2 separate regions of the Homo sapiens genome follow, and region 1 is linked to region 2. Evidence: chromatin loops called from intact Hi-C (ENCODE). Cell type or tissue: heart right ventricle. All regions are shown on one strand. Links, peaks and the distances in the headings refer to the core of each region. The heading gives the core; the rest is flanking DNA.

Region 1 (9,996 bases), core at 298-5,297, 100 kb before region 2:
GTGACTCACGCCTGTAATCCCAGCACTTTGGGAGGACAAGACAGGCAGATCACCTGAGGCTGGGAGTTCGAGACCAGCCTGACCAACATGGAGAAACCCCGTCTCTACTAAAAATACAAAATTAGTCGGGCGTGGTGGCACATGCCTGTAATCCCAGCTACTCGGACGGCTGAGGCAGGAGAATCGCTTGAACCTAGGAGGAGGAGGTTGTGGTGAGCTGAGATCACGCCATTGCACTCCAGCCTGGGCAACAAGAGTGAAACTCTGTCTCAAAAAAACAAAAAGTAGGTGCTGTTATGATTCCTTACTTTATAGATGAGGAAACTGAGGCACCGAGACTTGCTGAAGGTCACATAACTTGCAAATGATAGAGCAATTTGCTTCTAGAATCCACACTCTCAATTACTCACTGTACTTTTCCAACTATTGACTACCAAATAAGCCGACCCAGGGAGCCTGGTATCATTCATCGAATTGTTTTGAGAAGCCTAACTCAGGGATTGCTGAAAGGCAGAAGAGTGTAGTAAGATCAGTGAAGATTTGAGAACTGAAAGCCTGAGTGCAAAACCACATTCTACCTCCACTTATCAGCTGAATGACCTCAGGCAAATCACTTCTGTGACTCTCAGTTTAAACCTTACTTGTAACACCAAGTGATGGTGGGGTAGTGAAAAATCATGCCTGACTTATGGGGTTTTGGTGAGGTTGAAATGAGGTGAAGCTTTGGAGCATTTGGCAAACTGTGATGGAAGATTCTGGATGCCATGACACCTGGCTTCTGATTCCTTCCTCTGTAGAGCCAGCCCTTTAGCCCATCTTCCAGGACATAGGACTGTCACCTGCTCCTTCCTTAAAAGAGTCAGTGTGATGTAAGTTAGGATGATGTAGGTGTGTAGTGTGCTTGTTAGCATGGTGTAGGTTTGGTATGGTGTAAGTATTGTATAATGGTGGAAGTTTGGAATCTGATAGTAATCCGAATCCCAGCTCTGCTATTTCTACCTTTAAAAAAAACCCCCCACAAAACAGACCAAAAAACGGCCAGGTCATTGCATCTGTGCAAGGGCTCAGTTTTTTCATCTGTAAAATGGGAATAGTAAGACAGGCCTGTGGAAAGGGCTAAGGCATTGCACAGAAAATGCTTAGCACAGCCCAGCACGTGTTCGTGCTCAAAACATGGGAGTTAATTATTACTATTGAGTTTATGTGGGAAAAATAGAGCTATCCAAAGACGGGAAAAATAGAGCTATCCAAAGACAGGAAAAAAGAAGGTTGATTTGACTGATTTCACAGGATATTTATTATGAGAATTATTAGGTTTCTCCATCCACTCGAGAGAAAGTGAGAAAGCCTCAATCTGTCATTGTGTTCCTGTCTACATTCAAATTCCACACATCTTAGTGGGGGTTAAGGATAGGGAGGGTTGGAAGAGAAAATAGTTTTGGAAGCCATTATGGAAAGCAACAATGACACAACACAAAAGAGAGCTATAGCAGTGAACACCCATTGAATTCCTTAAATATAAACAAAAGCTTTATTTCTGAATCTTGCCTCCCTCCACCCCAATCAAACAAGAAGAATGTGGGGAGGCAGCGGAGGGGGGCTGTGAAGAGGGCTGGGTAGGAGTGCAGGGAGACAGCAGGGCTAAAAAGACCTCCCTCTGCAGCCGGGGGTGGAATATGCAAGGGGCTGGGCCGGGGCAGAAATGTGGGCGCGGAGGGAAAGAAGGTCGGAGCCACAGGGGAGGTGAAAGAGAAAGCCGGCTATGGCCTCCTGACTGAGCAGCGCGCCTGATCCGTGGCTCCCTTCCTCCGTGGGCCCGCCCAGCCCTAGGGGTTCACGGGAGAGGACCTGTTGGTCTCCCTGGCTCTGTGAGAACCACTTTACTTTGCTCAGGGGGCTTAAGTGCCTATTTGAAACTCAGCACTTGTTAACTTGTCACGGCATAAAAGAAGGGAGAGAGGCCTGACATTTTCCCAACCCCTGAAAGTGAAAGAAGAAAGGGCTCTTTACTTTCAGGGCCACATCCTGAATGACGGGGTCAGTGTCTGCAACTGATCCGTGTGGGCGCAGACTTCTAATTATTTCCTGGATAACCTGTTATCTATTATCCATCGGGCTGCTTGCCAGAGTATGCTAATGTCTCCATCGTTTCTGGTCTGGATTCTGAGGAGCGGGTTTTTGTTTTTTGTTTTAAAGGGGAAGTAGAGTTGGGGGGCAGGCAGCTGTAAGATTCCCGGTAGCAGGAAGGCTGTCCTCTCCTCTGCCGTTAGACTGCATGATGGGGAGCAATGCCCAGGAACCCACGCTGATGCCCCGCGGAAACCGGCAGTCACTCCTCTTTCTCTTGGCTACTTGACTTACGCTCTTCTGGGAGTCTTAGCTTTATCGGAAACTTCTGGAAAAGCTTCTGAGAGAGAAATGTTTTTCTGGACTGCTCTCATTTGCTTGGAGAACAAGGAAACTCTTCAAATAACGTTTTGTTTGGGGACAGGAGGGAAGGGAGGGAGTCAGAATTCAATAGGCCTGTTCTTCTGTTGAGTGGGGGCAGAACTTGGCTGTCATCCAGGTGAGCTCCGTATCAACCATCAGTTACACCCCTGGCCTCTATTATTTGTACTAAGGCACAATGAAATGTCATTGAGTGGGAGGAGTACACAACTATAGGGCATAATTCTTTTTCTTATTATAAAAATAGCATACTTCTGATTCAAGCAACAGAGTCAGAAAAATAAGTACATTTAAAACATTAAAAAATTTTTAAGGTATTGCATGTTTATTTTAAAAATTGAAACTCATACACTGTATACATGTATCAAAATATCACAGTTTCCCATAAATATGTACAATTATTATGTGTCAATTAGAAATAATGATAAAAGCCTGTAATCCTAGCACTTTGGAAGGTGGAGGTGGGCGGATCACTTGAGGTCAGGAGTTCAAGACCAGCCTGGCAAACATGTATAAACCCTGTCTCTACCAAAAATACAAAAATTAGCCGGGCGTGGTGGCAGGCGCCTGTAATTCCAGCTACTGGAGAGGCTGAGGCAGGAGAATTGCTTGAACCTGGGAGGTGGGGGTTGCAGTGAGCTGAGATTGCGCCACTGCACTCCAGCCTGGGTGACACAGCGAGACTCCTTCTCAAAAAATAAAAAATAAAAAAATTATAATAATGATAAAAGCCAAAAAAAAAATTGAAAACTCCAAGAAGAGCAAAAAGAAACCCAAAAGTTCATTCCACAGAGATAATCACTGTTAATATTTTGGTGTATCTTCTTCAACCTTTTAAAATAATGCTAATTTATATCTGCAAGAAACAGGGTGTTTGATTTAAAAGAATACAATGGTGCCCTGTGATTGTTTGGCTGCATCTAGGAGATAATGTGTCCTTTAGCATTGGGGATTAGGATTAACTTTCTCAAATCCTCAGAGGGTCAGTTTTATGAGGCTAAGATAAAGCAAGGCTCCTAGTCCAGCGGGCTCCAGTAGTGTCTAAAATCCAGGACCTTTGGTTTTAAGCACTTATTTCACTTATGTGCATGAAAAGAAGGAGGAAGTTCAGGTGAAGCTGCCCAGGAGTAGAGAAAGACTGCATGTGAATTCATGTGATCAGAAAGCAAACAGGCAGATACTGAACCAGCCGTCCCATGGTAAACATCTAGAAAACTAGACAAAGTACATGAAACGACTGTGTTCACACATCTCAGATATTTCCTGAGAGAAGTGAAACAAATGAGGCGATCCCTACATTGCCGCAGCTTTTTGCCTAGAAGCACATTCCAGACTACTACCTGGAGACGGGAAGCCAAGCAGAACACAGAAGTCTTGCTGAGTTGAGGAGACAGAGACCCAAGGTGGTTGGAATTTGCCAGGCAGATTACCAGGGAGGAGAGAACTGCACAAAGACCTCTAGACACTTGACAAAAGTACTTGTCTAAAGTATTTGGTTGAATACTAGGCTACACATGCCCATGGTAAGGCTCCATGAGTCTGGATAAATAGCAACAATGGGAAATAACAAATACTGGTGAGCTATAAACTGAGCGCTTCCAGAAGCCTATACGTAGTTGGAAGTTTTTTGAGCTCTAGCCAGCTAGCCAGCTAGAATAAATTATTTATTTATAATAATAAACTATTTATTATTAAATATAATAAACTATTGTAGCCAGCTAAAATAAATAGTTCAGTGGGGTCTCACTGAACACCTGGGACATTTAGTAGAGACCCCAGAAAACCTAGGCCTTAGGAGTAAGACTTAACTAGCTCTAGAGAGAAGGTTTCTCTAGGCCTGCTCTCACAAAGCTTGAAAACAAGCCCCAAAAGGATCATGATGATCATTAAGAAACTTAAACTACCTCACTAAAATAAAAAGGACAGTCTCTCAACACCATAACCCTTATAATGTTCAGCATCCACTAAAAAGTTTTTTTTTTTTAGGCGGAGTCTTGCTCTGTCACCCAGGCTGGAGTGCAGTGGCGTGATCTCTGCTCACTGCAAGCTCCGCCTCCCGGGTTCATGCCATTCTCCTGTCTCAGCCTCCCTAGCAGCTGGGACTACGGGCGCCCACCACCATGCCCGGCTAATTTTTTGTATTTTTAGTAGAGACGGGGTTTCACCGTGTTAGCCAGGATAGTCTCAATCTCCTGACCTCGTGATCCTCCTGCCTCAGCCTCCTAAAGTGCTGGAGTTACAGGCATGAGCCACCACACCGGGCCTAAAAAGTTTCTTTAAAATTTTTTTTTGGGCCGGGCATGGTGGCTCATGCCTGTAATCCCAGCACTTTGGGAGGCCGAGGCGGGTGGGTCACCTGAGGTCAGGAGTTCGAGACTAGCCTTGGCCAACATGGTGAAACCCCATCTCTACTAAAAATACAAAAATTAGTCCGGCATGGTGGCACATGCCTGTAATCTCAGCTACTCAGGAGGCTGAGGCAGGAGAATCGCTTGAACCTAGGAGGTGGAGGTTGCCGTGAGCCAAGATGGTGCCATTGCACTCCAGCCTGGGTGACAAGAGTGAAACTTCGTTTTAAAAAAATTTTTAATTTTTCATTTTTGGGGTTACATAGTTGTGTATATATTTATGCGGTACATGAGATACTTTGATACAAGCATGGAATGCATAATAATCCCATCATGGAAAATGGCATATCCTTCTCCTCAAGCATTTATCCTTTGTGTTACAAGCAATCTAATTACATTCTTTTAGTTATTTTAGAATGTATAATTAAATTATTTTTTATTATAGTCTCCCTATTCTATCAAATACTAGGTCTTATTCATTCTTTCCAACTTTTTTTTGGTACCCATTACCCTACTCTACCTCTCCCCCATCTCCTCCCTGCCCCCCGCCACAAGCCTTCCCAGCCTCTGGTAACCGTCCTTCTAACTGACTTATCTCCATGAGTTCAATTGTTTTGATTTTTACATCCCACAAATAAGTCAGAACATGTAATGTTTGTCTTTCTGTGCCTGGCTTATTTCATTTAACATAATGACCTCCAGTTCCAGCCATGTTGCAAATGATAGGATCTCATTCTTTCTCAAAGCTGAATAGTACTCCATTGTGTATATCTACCACGTTTTCCTTATGCATTCATCTGTGGATGGATATTTAGGTTGGTTTCAAATCTTGGCTATTGTGACAGTGCTGCAACAAACATGGGAGTGCAGACATCTCTTCAATACACTGATTTCCTTTCTTTTAGGTTCATACCCAGCAGTGGGATTGCTGGACCATATGGTAGCTATATTTTTAGTTTTTTGAAGAACCTCCAAACTGTCCTTCAGAGTGCTTGTACTAATTTACATTCCCACCAACACTGTACATGGATTCTCTTTTCTCCACATCCTCACCAGCATTTATTATTGCCTGTCTTTTGTATATAACCCATTTTGACTGGGGTGAGATGATATCTCACTGTGGTTTTGATCTGCATTTCTTTGATTATCTGTGATGTTGAGCACCTTTTCATATACCTGTTTGCCATTTATGACTTCTTTTGAGAAATGCCCATTCAAGTCTTTTGGGCATTTTTTATTGGAGTATTAGATTTATTTTCCTGTAGAGTTGTTTGAGCTCCTTCTATATTCTGATTGTTAATCCTTTGTCAGATGGGTAATTTGCAAATATTTTCTCCCGTTCCGTAGGTTGTCTCTTCACTTTGTTGGTTGTTTCCTTTGCTGTGCAGAAGCTTGTTAACTTGACGTGATCCCATTTGTCCATTTTTGCTTTGGTTGTCTGTGCTTGTGGGGTATTACTCAAGAAATATCTTCCCCAACCAATGTCCTGGAGAGTTTCCCCAATGTTTTCTTTTAGTAGTTTTATAGTTTGAGGTCTTAGATTTAAGTCATTAATCCATTTTGATTTGATTTTTGTAGAGACAGAAGGGAGGGTTAAAGGGGAGGAAAAGCAGTCTTTCAGTCCACCTTTCCCCTCCTGGGTACCTTCTGGACTAATCCCTGCTCAGTAGTGGAAGCAGAGGGGGCTCCTTCCCTGCATCCTGTCTCCAATGCCTCCAAGGCGCCTGGGGAGGACAAGCGTGAGGAGGAGAGGGAGTGGATGTTGGGTCCTCTGCCAACCAAGCCAGGACAGGGAAGGGGGTTGGCTTTTCCCTTGGGCCAGCAGAGGTCCCTCAGCAGAGAGAGAAGGAGGACCACTTCACTGGCAAGGTCAGGAGCAGTATCAGCACCAAGGGTAAGACTAAACTTAGCAAGGCATACTGAGAGATGCACACTGAGGTCAACGAGACATTAGAACTCACTGGTGAGTTGGACTCCTAGGAGCAAGGGGTGCTCAGCTTTCCAAGTGTTAGAGGGCAGTACCCCTTGGGTTCGGACTGACCTCTCTGCAGCACCACGGGGTCCTGTCCCAGCTCTCAGCAGGCATTGGGGCCCTGGCTCTGCTACAGCAGGGGCTACATAGCTCTCTGCTGTTGGGGTTGCACTGCCCAGGAGAACACTCTTGGAATGAGTGTATTAAGAGATTGCAGTGGTCATTGAAACTGCAGTTTTCCACAACCTCATAGTATAGTGGGAGAGCTGGGCTCCAGTGTCTAAAAAGTTTCCTGACATCCGAAAAAGCAGGAAAAATGTACTGAGAGAGATGATGCAATTAGTAGGCAAGAAACTTAAAGCAGCTATTGTACGTATGCTCAAAGATTTAAAGGAAAACATAAATATAATGAAGAGAGAAATAGAAACTATAAAAAGGAAACAAATGGAACTTTTAGAACTGAAAAAATACATCTGAGATGAAAAATTAGGTACTGCAAAGGAACTTGAAGACATAGCCATAGAAACTATCCAAAAGGCAGCACACAAAGAAAAAGAAGGAGCAAAGTCTCAGTGATCTGTGGGACATCTCAAGGTCTGATATACATGTAATGGGAGTACATGTATATGGCAAGAGGCAAGAGGCAGAAAAAAATATTTGACGAAGTAATAGTTGAAAAACCTTCCAATTTCAACCCATAGAGTCAAGAAATTTAACCATTCCCCTAGCAGAATAAATACAAAGAAAACTACATGAAGGCAGTCAAATTGCTGAAAACCAATGATACAAAGAAAGTCTTTAAAACAACCAGAGAGGCCGGGCACAGTGGCTCATGCCTGTCATCCCAGCACTATGGGAGGCCAAAGTGGGTGGATCATGAGGTCAGGAGTTTGAGACCAGCTTGGCCAACACGGTGAAACCCCATCTGTACTAAAAATACAAAAAATTAGCTGGGTGTGGTGGCGGGTAACTGTAATCCCAGCTACTCGGGAGGCTGAGGCAGGAGAATGGCGTGAACCTGGGAGGCAGAGCTTGCAGTGAGCCAATATGGTGCCACTGCACTCCAGCCCAGGCGACAGTGCAAGACTCCGTCTCCAAAAAAAAACCAAAAACAAAACAAAACAACAACCAGAGAAAAAAGACACAGAAAGCAAATCAGAGGTTGCCCGGGGTGGAGAGATTATGACGCAGGTGTTCCATGTCTTCACAGCAGTGGTAATGGTGGTGGTTGTGGTGTATGTGTGTTTGGATTTTAGAAATCATTAGTTCATACTAACACATCCAGTTCCAATCTAACCCACCCATAATTATATCTTCCCTCTTCCATAGTTAAGAACTCTGGCTCCGGCCGGGCATGGTGGCTCACGCCTGTAATTCCAGCACTTTGGGAGGCTGAGGCAGGCAGATCACGAGGTCTGGAGGTCGAGACCATCCTGGCTAACACGGTGAAGCCCCGTCTCTACTAAAAATACAAAAAATTAGCCGGGCATGGTGGCGGGCGCCTGTAGTCCCAGCTACATCAGCTCCCAGGAATGCTAAGGAAGCAGGGTGATGTGGGGGAACGGAAAACACGCCCAGGCCCAGCACAGCCACCAGCTGTGGGCATGTGACCTGTGCTCAAACCCTTCTCCTTTCTAGGCCTGTTTCCGTCTCCAGTCGAGGAATCTCTGTGGACTTACTCCATTCAGAACATTTATGACTCCGAGAGGAAGCCGATGTACTACTTCTCTTGGAGGGTGACGTGGGAAGGTCCATCTCCAGATGTGGCCTTATTTGGCTAGCCAATGCAATGACCAGGTGTGTTCCAGAAAAGTTCAGCAGTGAGAAGCCAGACTGTGAATGACCCAAGAGCAGGGATGAGGACTTCTCTAGCTTTCAGTTCTTGCCTCAGGCATAAAACCTGGCACCTAAAACTTTGTTTAGCTGAACAAAGGGATTCTGGGAATGACTTTTTTTTTTTTTTTGCTTTGATCTCCCAGATTCCACCACCTTTGCTCATGGAAAGGAACTGATTGTGAATATTTTAGCCAGCAGGCCTATAAATGCTACCTTCTGAGGAGCTGAAAAAGAATTTGAATTGTTTCTCATCAGAGATAGCTGGGCCATAGAATAGTGCTGAAACTGGGTGACAGGAAACTTTGGTGCAAGTTCCTTGGGTCTGTCTGAGACCTCAGGCCTCTGCAGGGTGTCATAGCCCCTCATCTTCTTTTAGAATCACTGCCATCTCCTGCCTGGGGTTGGGAGGTCACACAGGAACACAGGAGGGGAGGGAGGGAACTTCTGGGGTGATTGTGAAAGAGATGCAGGAATTGGAAGAGAGAAAGAAGTGGGAGGGGAGAGAGAGAGATAGGAGAGAAAGAAGTGGGGAGAGACAGAGAGAGACAGGAGCAAAGGAGAAAGATTGATTTTAACAGTAGATTATTTCCCTCCAGGGAATTTTCAAAGGCAAAACAAAAACAAAACCCACAAATACCATTTTTTCCCTCTTTATCTCTGCTGTGGTCTGAAGGTTTGTGTCTCCTCAACATTCTTGTGTTGAAACTTAATCCCCAGTGGGATCCTATTGAGAGGTGTGGTGTTTGGAAGCATATAGGGAAGGACGGCTTCATCCTCACAAATGGGATGAGTGTCCTTAAGAGGCCTGAGGGAGCTTGTTCTCCCCTTCAGCCATATGGGGACACATAAAAGGAACCATCTATGTTCATCTTGAACAGCAGGCTCTCACCAGACATTTAATCTGCTGATGCTTTGAACGTGGACTTCTCAGCCTCCAGAAGTGTGAGCAATACATTTCTAGTGTTTATACATTACCCAGTCTAAGGTATTTCGTTATAGCATCCCAAACTGACTAAGACAATCTCTTTCCTTCCTGCCCACCTCTCCCAACTCCACTGTCCCCCTCCCGCCCACGAACAGAAATTTTTGAACTAGTGCAGAGATTGCTGAACAGGGGCTCCCAACAATCCACTCTTGGATCAATAAGAAGTTTAAGAGATAAACCATCCATGCAGAGGGCCCCCAGCTAGGAGACAGGAGGCACTCTCAGCCCCATCACTCCCTAGCTGTGTGAGCCTAAACAAGGTGCTTTTGCAAGTGTGGATCATTGGGAAGGACTGCTTCTTTCCCCTTCCTGATATGTCCTTCCCTGGGCAGGGAACTCTCCTAAGGGAGCCCTCCTGGCTTCTGTCTGCCCTATAGTCACGCCTTCCCAGGGAGGAGGACACAACA
Region 2 (16,904 bases), core at 4,672-9,671:
CTCCTTTAGGTGTTTGGAAAACCAAGTTTGTCATCGGTGAATTTCAAACTGTAGTGAAGCACGTTGAATAGCTTCATGGGCTATGCATCCAGACCACAGTAGAACATAGGAACTCTGGAGGTTTGACTGCAGGGACACCACTCAGAACCTGGAATAACAATCCAGTCTAACAGACACAGTGTCTTTCTTCCCTAGACAGTGTTGCAATAATGCTGGGCTTCCACTCCCCTTTTTCAATGTTTATTTATTTTTATTATTATTATTTTTTGAGACGGAGTCTCACTCTGTCACCCAGGCTGGAGTACAGTGGTTCCATCTCTGCTTACTGCAAACTCTGTCTCCTAGGTTAAAGCAATTCTCCTGCCTCAGCCTACCGAGTACCTGGGATTACAGGCACCAATCACCATGCCTGGCTAATTTTGTATTTTTAGTGGAGACGGGGTTTCACCATGTTGGCCAGGCTGGTCTCAAACCCCTGACCCCTGCCCGCCTTGGCCTCCCAAAGTGCTGGGATTATAGGCATGAGCCTGCGCCTGTCCTCAATATTTAATTTTCAATGTTTTTATGTCACTCAAAACTCCTTGTAAACACACTGCCATTTTAAAGATATCTGCTGATTCAATCTATTTCGTATTGATTGTTGTGCTACTTTTTAGGGAGCCATACTACGTCTTGCTCATCTTGCTGAGTTTTGGGAAGCTTGATAGTTCTAATGATTAGCAGGCATTAATTTTATGAGATAGTTTTAGATATGTACGGATACATCTGTGATTTTCTAAAACAGAACACAATTTTGATCTTAGACTCTCATTCTGTGTAATGCAGAAAAATTAATCCAGTAGGAAATTCATTCATTCATACTCATCCTCTCTCCCTTGATCTCCTTTAGCTGGAATCTCAATTGTAGGAGAGTGGGAAGGAGGAACCCTTGTAACACCATGTGCTCGGAGTTGGTAGCTCCAGAGATGGGGAACAGCTCATCCCTGGGCATCCAGAGATACTAGCATAGCCCCGTGTTGTCCTCTAAAGCAGCTGTATGCCCATCTAGTTTGCTCAGCTCATGCTGCTATTGACAAAGGGTCAAACTCTGTAAACTATTTGAAGAAATTTATTCTGAGCCAAATATGAGTGGCCAATGGCCCATGACACAGCCCTCAGGAGATGTTTCTGACAACATGTTCCCAAGGTGGTCAGGCTACAGCTTGGTTTTATACACCTTAGGGAGACATAAGATATCAGTCAATACCTGTAAGATGTACATTGGTTTGGTTCAGAAAGGACAACCAGAAGCAGGGGCTTCTAGGTCATAGGCAGATTCAAAGATTTTCTGATTGGCAGTTGGTTGAAAGAGTTATTATCAATAGAAAGGTATGTCTGGGCCAGGTGCAGTGGCTCATGCCTGTAATCCCAGCACTGTGGGAGGCTGAGGTGAGCAGATCACTTGAGCTCAGGTGTTCAAGACCAGCCCGGGCAACGTGATGAAATGCCATCTCTACAAAAAATACAAAAATGAGCTGGGGTGGTGGCTCACGCCTGCAATCCCAGCTACTTGGAAGTGGAGGCAGGAGAATTGCTTGAGCCCAGGAAGCAGAGGTTGCAGTGAGTGAGACTGCGCCACTGCACTCCAGACTGGGTGACAGAGCGAGACCCTGTCTCAGAAAAAAGAATGCCTGGGTTAAGATAAGGGGTTGTAGAGACCAAGATTTTGTCATGCAGGTGAGGCCTCCAGGCAGCAGACTTCAGAGGGAATAGACTGTAAATGTTTGTCAGACTTAGTCTGTTAACAAGTCTTAAGGTCTGTGCTGATGTTAATGCTGGTCAGCTTTTCCTGAATACTCAAAGAGAGGAAGGTATGATGAAGCATGTCTGACCCCCCTTCCCATCATGGCCTGAACTAACTTTTCAGGTTAACATTGGAATGTCCTTTGCTGAGATGAGGAGGTCCATTCAGGTGGCTGGGGGCTTAGAATTTTTGGTTTGCACTGCCATCCATCATTGTTTCTCCATGGCATGACCACTTTGAGCTGCCAACTCTCCCTCTCAGCTCACCTCTGAGCACTTCTCGGCATGACAGTGGGGCAGTCCAGCTACTTTCCCACAGCTACCACAGCCAGAAACAAGGCTGTCACTGAGCTCTCTCCCCCATCACCCGAACAACCATCTGTGCTCTGTTGACCCCATATCACTGTAGCATAAGCAAATGTGTGGGGTCAGCTGCCCTCCCTAGATAGGAAGTAGACACAAATTTCCTCTATTCTTAGTTTCCTCAAGGCTTATCTTGTGTTCTACTTGCCAGCCAGAGTTCCCTCTCTGCTAAAATAATTCACCCTGGGAAGATGATAGGGGCCTTCCTTGGAGACCACACATCTCTCCAGTCTAGATAACCCTACGAAAGTATCTAGGGGCTGGTAATCTTGCATGGAGGAGTGGGGAGAGTTCTTTCAGACCGTTCTTATTTGGTTCAAAATAACGATTTAGGGCCAAAGAGTTCCTGAATGCTCAAAAAGTATTTTCTCTCAAATCTAGGTCTTGTGTTCAGCAATCTCATTTGAATCTCAAAAGTTAACCACTGACTTTCTTTTTCTTGGCATTCCAGCTATGATAACCTCACTTTTCCCTGGGGCAGGGCATGCCTGGGTCTGCAGAGCAGTAGAATGTGGTGAAGTGTGTTTTGTTGATGGTAGAAGGGAGGACCTGTTTAATGTCTCAAAATACCTTCTGGAGTTGCAATGTTCCAGCCTCTATTTTTATGCTAAGTACCTTAAACCCATGTAATCTTCAGAACAATCTCAAGAACTAAGTATAATCATTCCAACGCAGATGAGGAAATGAAAATTCAAAGGGAGAATGGGGAATTTGTTAAAAGATTCCAGTTGTAAGTGGTGGCAAAATAATGAACCTAGGATAACCTGATTCCAAAGTCTTCATTTTAAACCCCAACAGTGAGGCTGGGCACAGTGGCTCAAGCCTGTAATCCCAGAAATTTGGGAGGCCAAGGCAGAATCACTTGAGGCCAGGAGTTCTAGACCAGTCTGGGCAACATGGTGAGACTCTGTCTCTACAAAAAACAAAAAAATCAGCTGGGCATGGTGGTGTGTACATGTAGTCCTAGCTACTTGGGAGGCTGTGGCAGAAGGATCACTTGAGCCCAGGAAGTTGAGGCTGCAGTGAGCCATGACAGTGCCACTACAATCCAGCCTGGGTAACAGAGGGATCTTGTCTCTAAATAAATAAATAACCCCCAACAGTGGCCTCATATCTTGTCCAACAACTAACTCTCTAGGAGATTTGTTAAAAATAATTTTGATATGCCAGGTTCTCGCCTGTAATCCCAGCACTTTGGGAGGCCAAGGCAGGTTGATCACTTGAGGTCAGGAGTTTGAGACCAGCTTGGCCAACATGGTGAAACCCTGTCTCCACTAAAATACAAAAATTAGCCGGGTATGGTGGTGCGTGCCTGTCATCCCAGCTACTCAGGAGGCTGAGGCAGGACAATCGCTTGAACCCAAGAGGTGGAGGGTTGCAGTGAGCTGAGATCACGCCACTGCGCTCCAGCCTGGGTGACAGAGTGAGCCTCCATCTCAATAATAATAATAATAATAATAATAATAATAATAATAATAATTTTGATAAAGATCCACTCCAGGAGATCCTGATCCAGTTGGTCTCGGTTAGAGCCTGGTCATTAGTATTTTGAACAGTGTCAACCTTGTGAAAGGAAAATAAATCTTTGGACCCCCCCAAAGAGAAAAGTCAAGCTGGGAGCTGCTTAGGGCAAACATGCCTCCCATTCTATTCCTTAAAGGAGATAGCTACTAAGATAAAAAAGCTATATACCTGCCTCACAATTTGTCTACAAGGAAATTCCTTTTGGACAAAGGACAAACAGAACGCAAAGTCATCCCTCTGCTCACTGAGATAAATGCATATCTGATTGCTTCTTTTGGAAAGGGTAATTGGAAACTCAAAAGAATGTTTGTCTATCTATGACCTGGAGGCCCCCTCCCTGCTTCAAGTTGTCCCACCTTTCTGATTGAACCAATGTACATCTTACATATATTGATTGACGTCTTATGTCTTCCTAAAATGTATGAAACCAAGCTGTGCCCCGACCACCTTGGGCACATGTCATGGGACTTCCTGAGGCTGTGTCACGGGTGCATCCTTAACCTTGAAAAAATAAAGTTTCTAAATTGAGACCTGTCTCAGATATTTGGGGTTCACAACCTAAATTAATGAGATTCTGAAGAGATGATTAAATATAGAGTTTGTAACCATAATCGTTTCATTGCCCAATGTGCATAGCAAGTCAATACGCTGAAACACCTAGTTGCAAGAGAGAAAGAGGTTTAATTGTAGGGCAGCTGAATGTGATGGGAGGAAACCTCAAATCAGTCTCTCCAAGGAATTTGGGTCTAGAATTTTTAGTGATTTTGGAGTGGGCTGAAGTGTGGAGATCTTTGCTTGGCCCAAGGGTGCAGGATGAAGTCATAGAACAGGGAGATGAAGAAACTATATTCTCATGCTGATTCTGCTCTCCTCTGGGGGTCTTCAAACTTGTTGGCATCAGCTCAAATTTGGGATCTGAAAAACATCTTAAGCAATTCTTAAACAAAAGCCTTATGATTCTAATGTCAGAGATTCTATCTATCTTAATCAGAGGCCTGATGATTCTAACCTCAGACAGAAATACTATCTGTAGGAACAATGAGGATGCAAGTGGTCAGGATCTAGTACTCCACAACTTTCACTTCCTGTTGTTACAAGGAAGTGAGCCACAGTGCAGCCTAATTAATGCTTAATCATAACTATATTTCTGTCCAGAATTCTTGTTAACATGGTGAAGATGGCTTCAAGTTTATTCAAGCTCAAAGCTTGAGGGTGGCCACCCAAGAGCATAGATTCAAGTTGCCCTAAACCCACACTCTGATTAGAAATAGCTACAAGAGGATTTTTAAGGAATAAAGAAGAGGCAGCTCCTAAATTGTTTACCAAGAATTTATACTAAAATAACATAAGCTATTGATTGGGTATGTGTTATTCTTTGCATCACAAATTCCAACATGAAGATAATGGGTAAGGCAGTTAAGCAGGAACAAAATGCCTTTACACAGTTGCCCTGGACATGGGCGCAGAGATGTGACTGAAGTCCCATACTCCTGTCTCTCCAGGCTTGATAAATTTTGTATACTTCACATAGCTCAGACTGATCTGAGCTATTTTTCTTTCTCAGCGGAGTCTCCGTAGTCTCCGTAATTCAGAGGCACACCAAAATTTGAAAGCCAGCTCTACCACTGACTAATTGTGTGATTTTGGACAAATTAGTTCATCTCCTAGTATCTCAGTTTCCTCATTTGCTAAATGGGGAAAATAACAGCTCCAACATCATTGAGCTGTTGTGGAAATTAAATTAATTTAAAATGAAAGCACTTGGAAGAGTACTTGGCACATAATAAATGCTCAATAAGTGTTAAAGATTGCTACTTTTCCTGTCCCTTAGCAACTAAAAAATATCTTTTAAGGAGCGCCATTTCCTGGACATACTACAAAAAAGGGGAATTGCCTGCATTTACATAGATTTTTTGATAGTTGATGTCTCTGAGAGCAATATTCTTTTAGCCCCTTCTCTAAATCCAGGTTTATGCCTAATTTAGATCCCACGGTCTCCTGTGGTCCTAACCACCTTGTGAACATGTTATGAAGGTAAATTGAAGTTAATCTAGGGATGGAATGATGAGAGCAGGTAAAAGATAAATAGTTCAATGGTTCTCAACCTTGGCTATACCTTATAATTATCTGGAGAGCTTTAAACAATGCCCAAGTCAGCTGGGCATGGTTGCTCACGCCTATAATCCCAGCTCTTTGGGAGGCTGAGTCAGGAGGACTGCTTGAGGCCAGGAGTTTGAGACCAGCTAGGCAACATGGTAAGACCCCCTCTCTATTATATATTAAAAATAATTTTTAAAAAATGCCTAAGTCACACCCCAGACCAATTAATATCAGAATCTGTGGGAACAGGGCTCAGCTATCAGTCTATTTTAATCTCCAGATGATTCCAGTGTGTAGCCACTGGCCTCATCTTAGCTCGGCTGAGCTGGTGAGACCCAGTAATCTGTATTCTAACAAGCCTTCTGCAAATCTCAGGACCTTTGGTGTGAACCATCCCATCATCCTCCCAATGTCCAGGCCTCTGATTTCACTTCTCTGCCCAGTGGGTGTGACTTGAAAGCAAGAGAGGAGGTGCAACAACCCTTAGTTTCTGTAAGAAGGTACAAGGAGACCAGTTCTGTATATCAAATCCTGGTTTATTCTAGCCAGACCTGTCTTAGGGACAATGATGGTCTTTCAGCCTAAATGCTTGCTTCTCAGGAAGCAGGTGAGCCAATGAAGGGCCCCACTCTCTCCAAGTGGAGACTATAGCATTTGCCTAAAATACCCCTTCTCTCCAGTCCTAACTGTCCTGGAAGCTTCTCAGAGGCCAAATATGTAAACAAGTTCCAAACCAACACATCTGCTTTTCATTTCCTGCGGAATGCTAAAACGAGTCTTTTAAGGTTGCTTAAAATATGTTCTCTCCTCCCGCCCCACCCCCCAGGGCATTTGCTGTGCGTCCTCAGACCACCTCAGCTCCTCCTTCCCTACACCTGGGACTCTTCTGCGCAGACTTGGCTTCAAACAAGGCTCACGGTTCTTCCTGGCATTTGCTTTTTTGGCTTAGCGAGTGCACATTCAATATCTTTTTCTTCTTTTTCTTGAAAGCACTGTCTTCAGTCTCCTCACTTGTCCCTTTCTCCTCTGGCAAGCGTAATGCTATCAACATTTGAAAGTGGCCTGATTCCCTGGTGTCTGGTAAATGGCCTTGCTGGTGAACTTCTTTAGGAGAACTGCAAAGAAACTAGAGCAGGGGCTAAAGAGAGCTGCTCTCTTGGGGCTCAGATGCCCCTCCTGGGGCCCCACCTCACACTAGGTGGGTTTCCTTCCTAAATTTGAGCAACGACTCTGTGTGACCTTAGCCACCCTTAACTTTGCTCTGCTTCTGTTTAGCATCTGTTAAGGAGTGACCTTTGCCACCAATTAATGAGGGTGAGGCCCCATTCAGTTGCAAAGAACGTGGAATTGTAAACAAACTTGCAAGTGGAAAGACTAGTTCCAGGGGAAATGTAGGTAAGAAAGGTGCTCCCGTATTCTCCTTTTAGTATCAGAGAGATGCCGCCTTGCTCCTCCTGTTCAAGGAGCAAGGCGGCATCTCTCTCCTAAATATGCTGTTGTGTCTCATACCTCAGCTTCTCAGGGCCCTGCCAAGAGCGGGTAGGTAACATAACAACAGCTGTTACTGCCCCAATGTATCCTCCCTCCAAATGTCAACAACATACACTTTGGAGTGGCCTCTTTATGTTAAGGCCTTGAGCTTTAAGACTCAGCTCTGGCCTTTAAGAATCGTATGTTCCCGTTGAAGAGACAGGATGTGTGTAAAGATAGCAGCTAGAGACCATGCCCAACAGATAACAAACATTAAGGGAATACATAAGTATTGAACAAATATATATGGAGCACTAATTATGTTTTGTTGTAAGCTCTGAGGCTAAAGTGTTATAGGACTTTCTCCTTAGTTCAACTAAAAGCCGGATTCTTGTCACACAGCCATGAGAGATTAGGCTTGCAGACACTTTGAAGGGTGAGAAGAATGGAACTTATTGGGCAAAAAGGAAAATAAATGGAAACAGGGACTCTCAGCAAAGTGAGAGTCCTGCTTGCTGGTTTTTCCTGCCTCACTGATTGAATCCCATGTACTACCCTGGATCAGGAGAGGCCAGGCTCCTTCCTGCTGCAAAGGGTGTGAACTTCTGCAGCTCCACCCTGTTCTCCCAGTGCGCAGGCCAGTCGGAGTTTCTCAGGGGACCCCTTTACACTTGGCTGTCTCAAAAAACAGGGAGCAAAACAGATAAAACCCCTGGCTTTATGGATCTTATGTTCCTTATATATATATATGTATAAGGAACACACGTATATATGTGTATATATGTATATATATATTTTTAGGTTCTGGAATAAATGTGCACAACATGCAGCTTTGTTACATAGGTATATACATGCCATGGTGGTTTGCTGCACCCATCAACCCGTCATCTACATTAGGTATTTCTCCTAATGCTATCCCTCCCCTATTCCCCCACCCCCTAGATCTTATGTTCTAATGAGACAAGACATACTTTGAGAGGCCAAGATGAGTGTCAGCAAATAAATATGTATAATACACCAGCTTCTGGGAAGTACTTTGAAGGAAAATGAAGCAGATTAAGGAGGGTAGAGTGACATGGTTAAGAGAATGTGGTTTTTTAGATGGGAGATCAGAGAAGACCTCTCTGGTAAGGAGACATTTGAGTCAAAATCTGAAGAAGGAGGGAGTGAGTCATCTGAGTCTGTGAAGAATTTTCTAAGCAAGGCGAGCAGCAAGCACGAAGGCTCTCAGGAAGGAGTGTGCTTGGTGAGTTCTAAGAACAAGCAGGCCAGTGTAGCTGGAAAGTAGTGAGCAGGAGACTGTGGGCAGGAGAGGACATGAGAGAGGTGACAGAGTGGATCACTGAGGACCCTGCAAGTGGTGGTAAGGACTTTAGATTTTGTTTTGAAGCCATTGGAGGGCTTTGAGTAGAGCAGTGACATGATTGGACTCACACCTTGGAAGGATCACTCTGAGCATGGACTCCAAGAGTGCACAAGGAGAAGTGTGAGGCCAGTGAGAAGGGTGCTGCAATAATCCGGGATGAGATGAAGATGATGGTGGCTTGGACCAGAGAGAAGAGACTAAGGGTGGTGAGATGAGATTAGATTCTGATATATAATGAAGGTAGAGTAGACAAGATAGATGAGATATAGGGTTATGATTTATGACATAAAGAGAGAAATCAGGAATGATTCCAGTGTTTTTGGCCGATACTCAAGGTTTTAAATTTATAGCAGGGATGGGCTGCTTCTGGTTAAGATAATAAGGGAAAGATTAATGAAAGACCCAAGATTTGAGCTGCACTTTGAAAAACTAGTAGGATTTTGTGACTTATAAAAAGTCTCAAGGGCTTATTTTGAGACCATTTTATCTCCTGGAGTGCAGCCTCCTACCCTAGTTCCACTTCTTTCAGTTATATCAACCAGGAGCTCTGGGATGCGGGACTCAGCCAGCCCAAGGAAGGTGAATCTGGATTCTTTAGGCCAATCATGAAAATTTTCTACTCTTGCCAGTAACTGGTTTAGAAATGGGCTGGTTTAAGAATGGGAATGTACTGGCCTGGGCATGGTGGCTCATACCTGTAATTCCCATACTTTGAGAAGCCAAGATGAGAGGATTGCTTGAGTCCAGGAGTTTGAGACCAGCCTGGACAATATAGTGAGCCCTCCTCTCTACAAAAATAAAAAATAAAATTAGCAGGGCACGGTGGTGCGTACCTTTAGTCCCAACTACTCAGGAGGCTGAGGTGGGAGAATTGCTTGAGCTCAGGTGTTTGACACTGCAGTGAGCCATGATTGAGCCACTGCACTCTAGCCTGGACCACAGAGTGAGACCCTGTCTCAAAATAAATAAAATAAAATAAAATAAAATAAATAAGGCATATGCTATAGTTCTGGACAATGGAACATAAAAGGAAACTGCAGAAGGGACGTCTGGGAAAATCTCTAAGTCTTCAAAAGGAAGCAAGGTACTCTGGCCTTGAGATGTTGTTAAGGACATAGAGCTTGAACTGCTATTGCCATCTTGCAAACATAAAGAGGAAGGTAAAGGCAACAGCTGCAGAGTGGCAGAGAGAAAAGGTGGACAAGCATGGTTCCTTGAGAACATTGCTGAGCTATGGAATTACCCAACCCTGGAACTGCACAACTTCTGAATTTTTTTTTTTTTTTTTTGAGACAGAGTCTTGCTCTGTCGCCCAGGCTGGAGTGCAGTGGTGTGATCTTGGCTCACTGCAAGCTCTGCCTCCCGGGTTCACGCCATTCTCCTGCCTCAGCCTCCCAAGTAGCTGGGTCTACAGGCGCCTGCCCCCATGCCCAGCTAATTTTTTGTATTTTTAGTAGAGATGGGGTTTCACCATGTTAGCCAGGATGGTCTCCATCTCCTGACCTCGTGATCTGCCCACCTCAGCCTCCCAAAGTGCTGGGATTACAGGCGTGAGCCACCGTGCCCGGCCCTGAATTTCTTTTGTAAGATTAAAAAAAAAATCTTATCATGAAATGCTTTTGAGTTGGGCAGTTTCTACTTGAAGCTCAAAGTACATCGTTTTAGATAAGCAATAAAGATTCTGGTTAGAAGAGGGCAAAAACAAACACTTTGAGGCAAGACTTTCTTGGAGACAAGAAAGCTCAAAGCGTATTTGGGGAGGATTGGTGGAATAGCTTGACATTCATTCATAAATTCATTCACTAAGTATTTGTTGACGCCTACTGTGTGCCAGGCACTGTTCTAAGATCTAGTATTCTGCAGGAAACAAGATTGACAGGGTACCTCTTATGGAGTTTATTACCTTGTGGAGGAAAGAGGGGTGCATGTGGACAGTGGCTACTGTATTGAACAGCACAGGCATAGGGTCTGGGAAGGCCTAATTCAGGGAAAGCATGAAAGGATGAAACTGTGAGTTTTGGCAATGGCTTTAGGCTTCTGCTGCTCTGCTCTCGATTCATTCTCCAAAGAGATTTATTAGGTCAAAGGGCATAAATATTTTTAGGACTTAAAATTACTTTCCTAATTGGTTACATCAATTTATGGTACTACCCAAGGAATACAGGTCCTGATATTACTGGGTTTGGATTTAGGGATTTCCATTTTAATTTGGTAGGGATTAATTTAGTAAAGGAGTTCATTTAATAAAGTTAATTTAATTAATTTAGTGAAAAAATACCATGCTTCTTTTAATTTGCTTCTTTTTGATAATTAGTAAAATTGACTACTTTTGTGTGTTTGTTAATACTTGTTCTTTTGTTAATTGTTTTGTTAGTTTTTATTCAGTTATCAGCTGAGATCTTAATGGGATTCTTATCAACTTATCTGAGTTCTTGACATAGTTCTTGTTGTAAATATAACTCCTGGTATGTTGTTTGTTGTTAATTCTGGTGATGTATTACATATAAAATTTATTTATAAAGAATTTTTAATTTTTTTGAGACAGAGTCTCACTCGGTCACCCAGGCTGGAGTGCAGTGGTGTGATCTCGGCTCACTGCAACCTCCGCCTCCTGGGTTCATGCCATTCTCCTGCCTCAGCCTCCCAGGTAGCTGGGACAACAGGCGCCTGCCACCTCGCCTGGCTAATTTTTTGTGTATTTAGTAGAGACGGGGTTTCACTGTGTTAGCCAGGATGGTCTTGATCTCCTGATCTCGTCATCCGCCCGCCTCGGCCTCCCAGAGTGCTGGGATTACAGGCGTTAGCCATCGTGCCCAGCCTAAAAAAATTTTTATGTAGTTAAGTACTTTAATATTTTCTGTGTAGTATACTATATTGCTATACTAGAAGCAATGTACTATTGCTTATACTATAAGCAATTAGTATTGCTTATAATTATAGAGTCATCTTCCCACTACTGTTTTGACAAATTTTCAATCCTATTTTCTTCTGAACTTCACAGTATTAAATGTTTTTAAGACTTGAAATCAAACAAAATTAATTTTAATATATAAGGTGTGGATCTCAATTCTTCCCTTCCCTCTTAAACTGCTGGTCAGTTATCCATCCACCATTTATTGAAAAATATTTGGCCAGCCATGGTGGCTCATGCCTGTAATCCCAGCACTTTGGGAGGCCAAGGCGGGCAGATCACCTGAGGTCAGGAGTTCGAGACCAGTCTGGTCAACATGGAGAAACCCCGTCTCTACTAAAAATAGAGAGATTAGCCGGGAATGGTGTTGTATGCCCATAATCCCAGCTACTTGGGAGCAGGAGAATCACTTGAACCTGGGAGGTGGAAGTTTCAGTGAGCTGAGATTGCGCCACTGCACTCCAGCCTGGGTGATAGCAAGACTTTGTCTCAAAAGAAAAAAAAGAAAAGAAAAAGAAAAATATTTGTTGATCTCATTGTATCATGATAGCTTTATCATACACTGGGTTATTTATGAAGAAAAGAGATTTGACTCACAGTTCCACAGGCTTAACAGGAAGCATGACTGGGAGGCCTGGGGAAACTTAAAATTATGGCAGAAGGTGAAGAGGAAGCAAAGCACATCTTTCCATAGTGGAGCAAGAGAGAGCTAATGAGTGAGGGGGGACGTGCCACACACTTTTAAAACATCAGATCTTGTGAGAGTTCACTCACTATCGCGAGAACAGCATGGGGGAAATCCACTGCCATGATCCAATCACCTCCCACTAGGTCCCTCTCCCAACGATGGGAATTACAATTCAGCATTTGATTTGGGTGGGGACACAGAGCCAAAGCATATCAGGGTGTATATTTGATATGATCTTTCTATTATATTACAGAAATCTGTCTTTTTTTTTTTTTGAGATGGAGTCTCACTCTATCACCCAGGCTGGAGTGCGCTGGCACAATCTTGGCTCACTGCAACCTCCACCTCCTGGGTTCAAGTGATTCTTCTGCCTCAACCTCCTGAGTAGCTGAGACTACAGGTGTGTGCCACCAGCCTGGCTAATTTTTGTATTTTTAGTAGAGACGGGGTTTCACCACGTTGGCCTGGCTGGTCTTGAACTCCTGACCTCAGGTGATCTGCCTGCTTCGGCCTCCCAAAATGCTGAGATTACAGTCACTAGCCAATCTGTCTATCCTTTTTTTTTTTTTTTTGAAATGGAGTCTTGCTCTGTCACCAGAGCTGGAGTGCAGTGGTGTAATCTCGGCTCACTGCAATCTCCTCCTCCCGGGTTCCAGCAATTCTCCTGCCTCCGCCTCCCGAGTAGCTGGGATTAGGTGCCTGCCACCATGCCTGGCTAATTTTTTGTATTTTTAGTAGAGATGGGGTTTTGCCTTGTTGGCCAGGCTGGTCTTGAGCTCCTGACCTCGTGATCGCCCGCCTTGGTGTCCCAAAGTGCTGGGATTACAGGCGTGAGCCACCGCGCCCGGCCTGTCTATTCTTAAATCAAGACTTCAATACAGGAAGCCAGGTGTGGTGGCTCATGCCTGTAATTCCAGCACTTTTAGGGGCTAAGGTGGGAGATTACTTGAGGCCAGGAATTCAAGACCAGGTTGGGTAACAGTGAGACCCCATCTCTAAAAAGAAAAAACTTCAATATTTTATTTTTTTTATAGGTTTTTACTTTTGATAGATCTCGTTCACCCTCTTTCATTCCCTTCTGCAACAGATTTTCTTTCTTTTTTTTTCTTTTGAGTCAAGGTCTCTCTCTGTTATCCAGGCTGGAGTGCATTGTGCAACCATGGCTCACTGCAGCCTCGAACTTCTGGCCTCAAGCAATCCTCTCACCTTGGCCTCCCAAAGTGCTGGGATTACAGGTGTGAGTCACTGTGCCAGGCCTGTTTTCTTTCTTGCCTGTTTAGAATTTTCCTTTTATTCCTTTCTTTTGTCATATGTTTAAAAACATCCTTCTGGGATTTTTACCAAGATTCTGCTAAATATGTAACTTAAATTGTAGGAAACACATATTTATATAATATTTAGGTTTCCCATCTAGGAACTTCTATTTTTCCATTCATTCACATCTTTTCAGACAACATAGAAGTTTTTTTTTTTTTTTTTTTGAGACAGAGTTTTGCTCTAGTTGTCCAGGATGGAGTGCAATGGTACGATCTCAGCTCACCACAACCTCTGCCTCCTGGGTTCAAGCCATTCTCCTGCCTCAGCCTCCTGAGTAGCTGGGATTACAGGCATGCACCACCACGCCCAGCTAATTTTGTATTTTTAGTAGAGATGGGATTTCTCCATGTTGGTCAGGCTGGTCTTGAACTCCTGACCTCAGGTGATCTGTCCGCCTTGGCCTCCCAAAGTGCTGGGATTACAGGCGTGAGCCACCATGCCCGGCCATCACATAGAAGGTTTTATAGATTTCTTTATAAAGAAATGTATGTATATACATATATTTTGCATACATACATTGTATCTTAGACTGGGTGCCATAGAAACGGACTCTGAGATGGAGAGTTGTCTACAGAGGGTGTTTTACAGAAGACACACCTGTAGCAAGATGGCCTGCAATGGAGCTGCAACTGGGAACTTAGCTGATTCCAAGGTGGGAGGTAGTGGTGGGGATTGGGGGAGATCCTCTGAAACTGGAATGGGACTTTGAAGTTTAGCAGTTTACAATTAAAATACAATCTTTGAGTGGACTAGGATGCTCAAGTCAGCCTGATCATTATATGTTCTCTTCTTAGATAAACCTCAGAGACAGCCAGGTTATCCAGAGATGCTTAAGAAACATGAAATCAGACCAAGGAGTGAGCTAATTTCAAGAATTATCTCCCAGCTAAGGCAGCTTATGGCTAAGTCTGGAAGTATACATGGAAGTCTGCTTGGCAAAGAGATTCCTCCCCACTTAGCCATGTTTAGGGGGAACTGATGTGTTTGCCTGATTGACTAATTCCCCCACATGCACTAGGTCTTTTTCCAACTAGGGTTCAAGTTTCCGTTTGAGGCATTACTGTTACATTCTTCTTCTGCCTCTCAGAAATTATTCCCAGAACACCAGGACTGGAATACTTCTCTTCTTAATCTCTTCAGTCACAAATTACAATCTTTATATTTACCTTCAAATATGTAGCTGATCACATTTGTGGTATGAGGATCTTACTAATTTAATTTTGAGATTAATTTTCTGTCTAGTTTTTTTTAGAGGCAACTTATTGTGATCTCTAAGGATTGACAATGGCTTCTACAAAAATCATAATTTAATATGATGTCCAATATTAGGTACTCTTTATTAAGAAGACTCATTCTAGCTCTACTAGCCCTTAAAAATGAATGTATATTGAATATTAAATGCCATTTTTGCATTTATAGAAAAAATCAAACGATTTCTTTTGAGCTTAATAGGTTGTGATATTTCCAATTAAGATATCCTTTTATTTGGGGAATTAAGTCCTCCTTCTGTTAATGAATTATTTTGAATACGCAATGTACGTACATGGCACAAAATTCAGAAGGTATGTATAGGTATCTGGTGGAAGTCAGTCTCCCTTCCTCCCCTGACTTCCATCCACTTAATTCCTTTCCTTGGGGCAGCTGATGCTATCAGTTTCTTGCGATTATTCCAAATGTGTCTTATGTATTTTCAAATATTCTTCCCTGTATACATAAATAGTAGCATACCAGCTTGAACCCAGGAGGCAGAGGTTGCAGTGAGCTGAGATCAGGCCACTGCACTCCAGCCTGGGCAACAGAGTGAAACTATGTATCAAAAAAAAAAAAAACATTAGTAGCATACCATTCTGTACTATTTAACATATTGCTTTTCTTGATTAATAATATTTATTTGATATAGTTCCATATTAATAGGTATAGAATTTTTTCATTCCTTTTAATGGTGGCATATAATTCAATATGAATGTAATAATTTATCACTCCCTTATTAATGAACAATTAAATAGTTGTTAGCCAATTTGCTTTTACAAACAATGCTGTAGCTAGCATCCTTGTGCAGGTCATTTTCCATACATGCAACTATATCTGTAGGATAAATACCTAAAACTGGAATTGTCGGGTCAAGTTCATTTTTGGTTTGAAAGTTATTGCCAAATTCCTGGCCATAGATTTATGCCATTTACCATCCCCTCAGCAACAAATGGGTGTGCTGGTTTCTTCTTGACAATATTGGATATGATGAAGCTTTTTGATCTTAGTCAATCTGGAGTTGAAAAATGACATCTCATTGTAGTTTCAAAGTGCTTTTATCTTTAATAGTGTGGTCAAGTTTTTCTTATGTTTACCAGCCATTTGTATCTCATGTTGAAGCTAAAGTTTGTAGTATAGTATGATTTGGCCTCTGGACCTCAATTTTTGTGTTGCAGAACCCAGAACATGCCTTTTCCATCTCTATAGCTTTTGCATTCATTTAATTATTATTATTTTAAGAGATGGGTCTCACTATGTTGTCCAGGCTGGCCTAGAACTCCTCAGCTGAAGTGATCCTCCTGCCTCAGCCTCCCAAATAGCTGGTAATATAGGTACACTCAACTGTGCCCAGTTCGTTTAAGTTCATTTTGACTGCAAGTAACACAAAACCCTGACTCAACTGACTTTTACGATGAGGAAAATCAATTAGCTTACATGATGACATCATGTCATGGGATAGAGTAGCTCTAGGGTTGGTTAATTCAGCTACTCAACAAAGTCATTGAAGTCCCTGGTTTTTCTGTCTTTCTGGTTTGCCACCCTCCAGGTAGATTATCTCATGGTCACGAAATGACCACATTACAGCCAGGAATTTCACTGACACAGTAAAGTATCTAGCTGAAGGAAACAAACTGTTTCTTTCTTTCTTTTTTTTTTTTTGAGATGGAGTCTCGCTCCATTGCCCAGGCTGGAGTCCAATGGTGCAATCTCGACTCACTGCAGCCTCCGCCTCCTGGGTTCAAGCGATTCTCCTGCCTCAGCTTCCAGAGTAGCTGGGATTACAGGTGCCTGCTACCATGCCCAGCTAATTTTTGTATTTTTATAGAGACAGGGTTTCACCATGCTGGCCAGGCTTATCTCAAACTCCCGACCTCAGGTGATCGGCCCGCCTCGGCCTCCCAAAGGTCTGGGATTGCAGGCGTGAGCCACCGTGCCCGGCCAAAACAGACTCTTTCTTACCATGAGTCTCTTTAAGAACAAGGAAACCTTTTCCCAAGCCTGTTCCTGGAAGTTCTTTCCCTGGAAGTTCTTTCCTGAAATTTCGTTGGCCAGACTCGGGTCTTATTATACTCATTCCTAAACCAATAATTGGCAAGGATCCTGGGATCGTGATGATTGGCTTATGTTAGTCA

Evidence for each region. Hi-C counts contacts between places; a loop is a spot of excess contacts. Peaks named below come from ENCODE experiments on the same cell type or tissue, not always from the same donor. Only the 100,000 strongest peaks of a DNase experiment are listed, where the experiment ranks them.
Region 1: a loop joins it to region 2, with 1.8 times the contacts of the local background. A loop is called at or near these places in 4 of 110 quality-filtered maps.

What each region holds. Positions count from the first base shown.
Region 1 is chr14:65,228,070-65,238,065 of GRCh38, forward strand. It overlaps the pseudogene LOC100420096. Among named protein-coding and RNA genes, the nearest start is that of LINC02324, 11 kb to the left of the region's middle. RefSeq lists a silencer at 894-943 and an enhancer at 9,982-9,996. In heart right ventricle, for the core only: no CTCF peak of the experiment used is centred there; DNase peaks (open chromatin) are centred at 1,790 and 2,552; H3K4me3 peaks cover 1,390 bases; H3K27ac peaks cover 3,807 bases.
Region 2 is chr14:65,327,926-65,344,829 of GRCh38, forward strand. MIR4708 (microRNA 4708) reads right to left here and starts at 7,258; the gene lies at 7,192-7,258. RefSeq lists enhancers at 1,002-1,773, 2,633-3,243, 8,197-8,296, 8,357-8,506. In heart right ventricle, for the core only: no CTCF peak of the experiment used is centred there; a DNase peak (open chromatin) is centred at 6,584.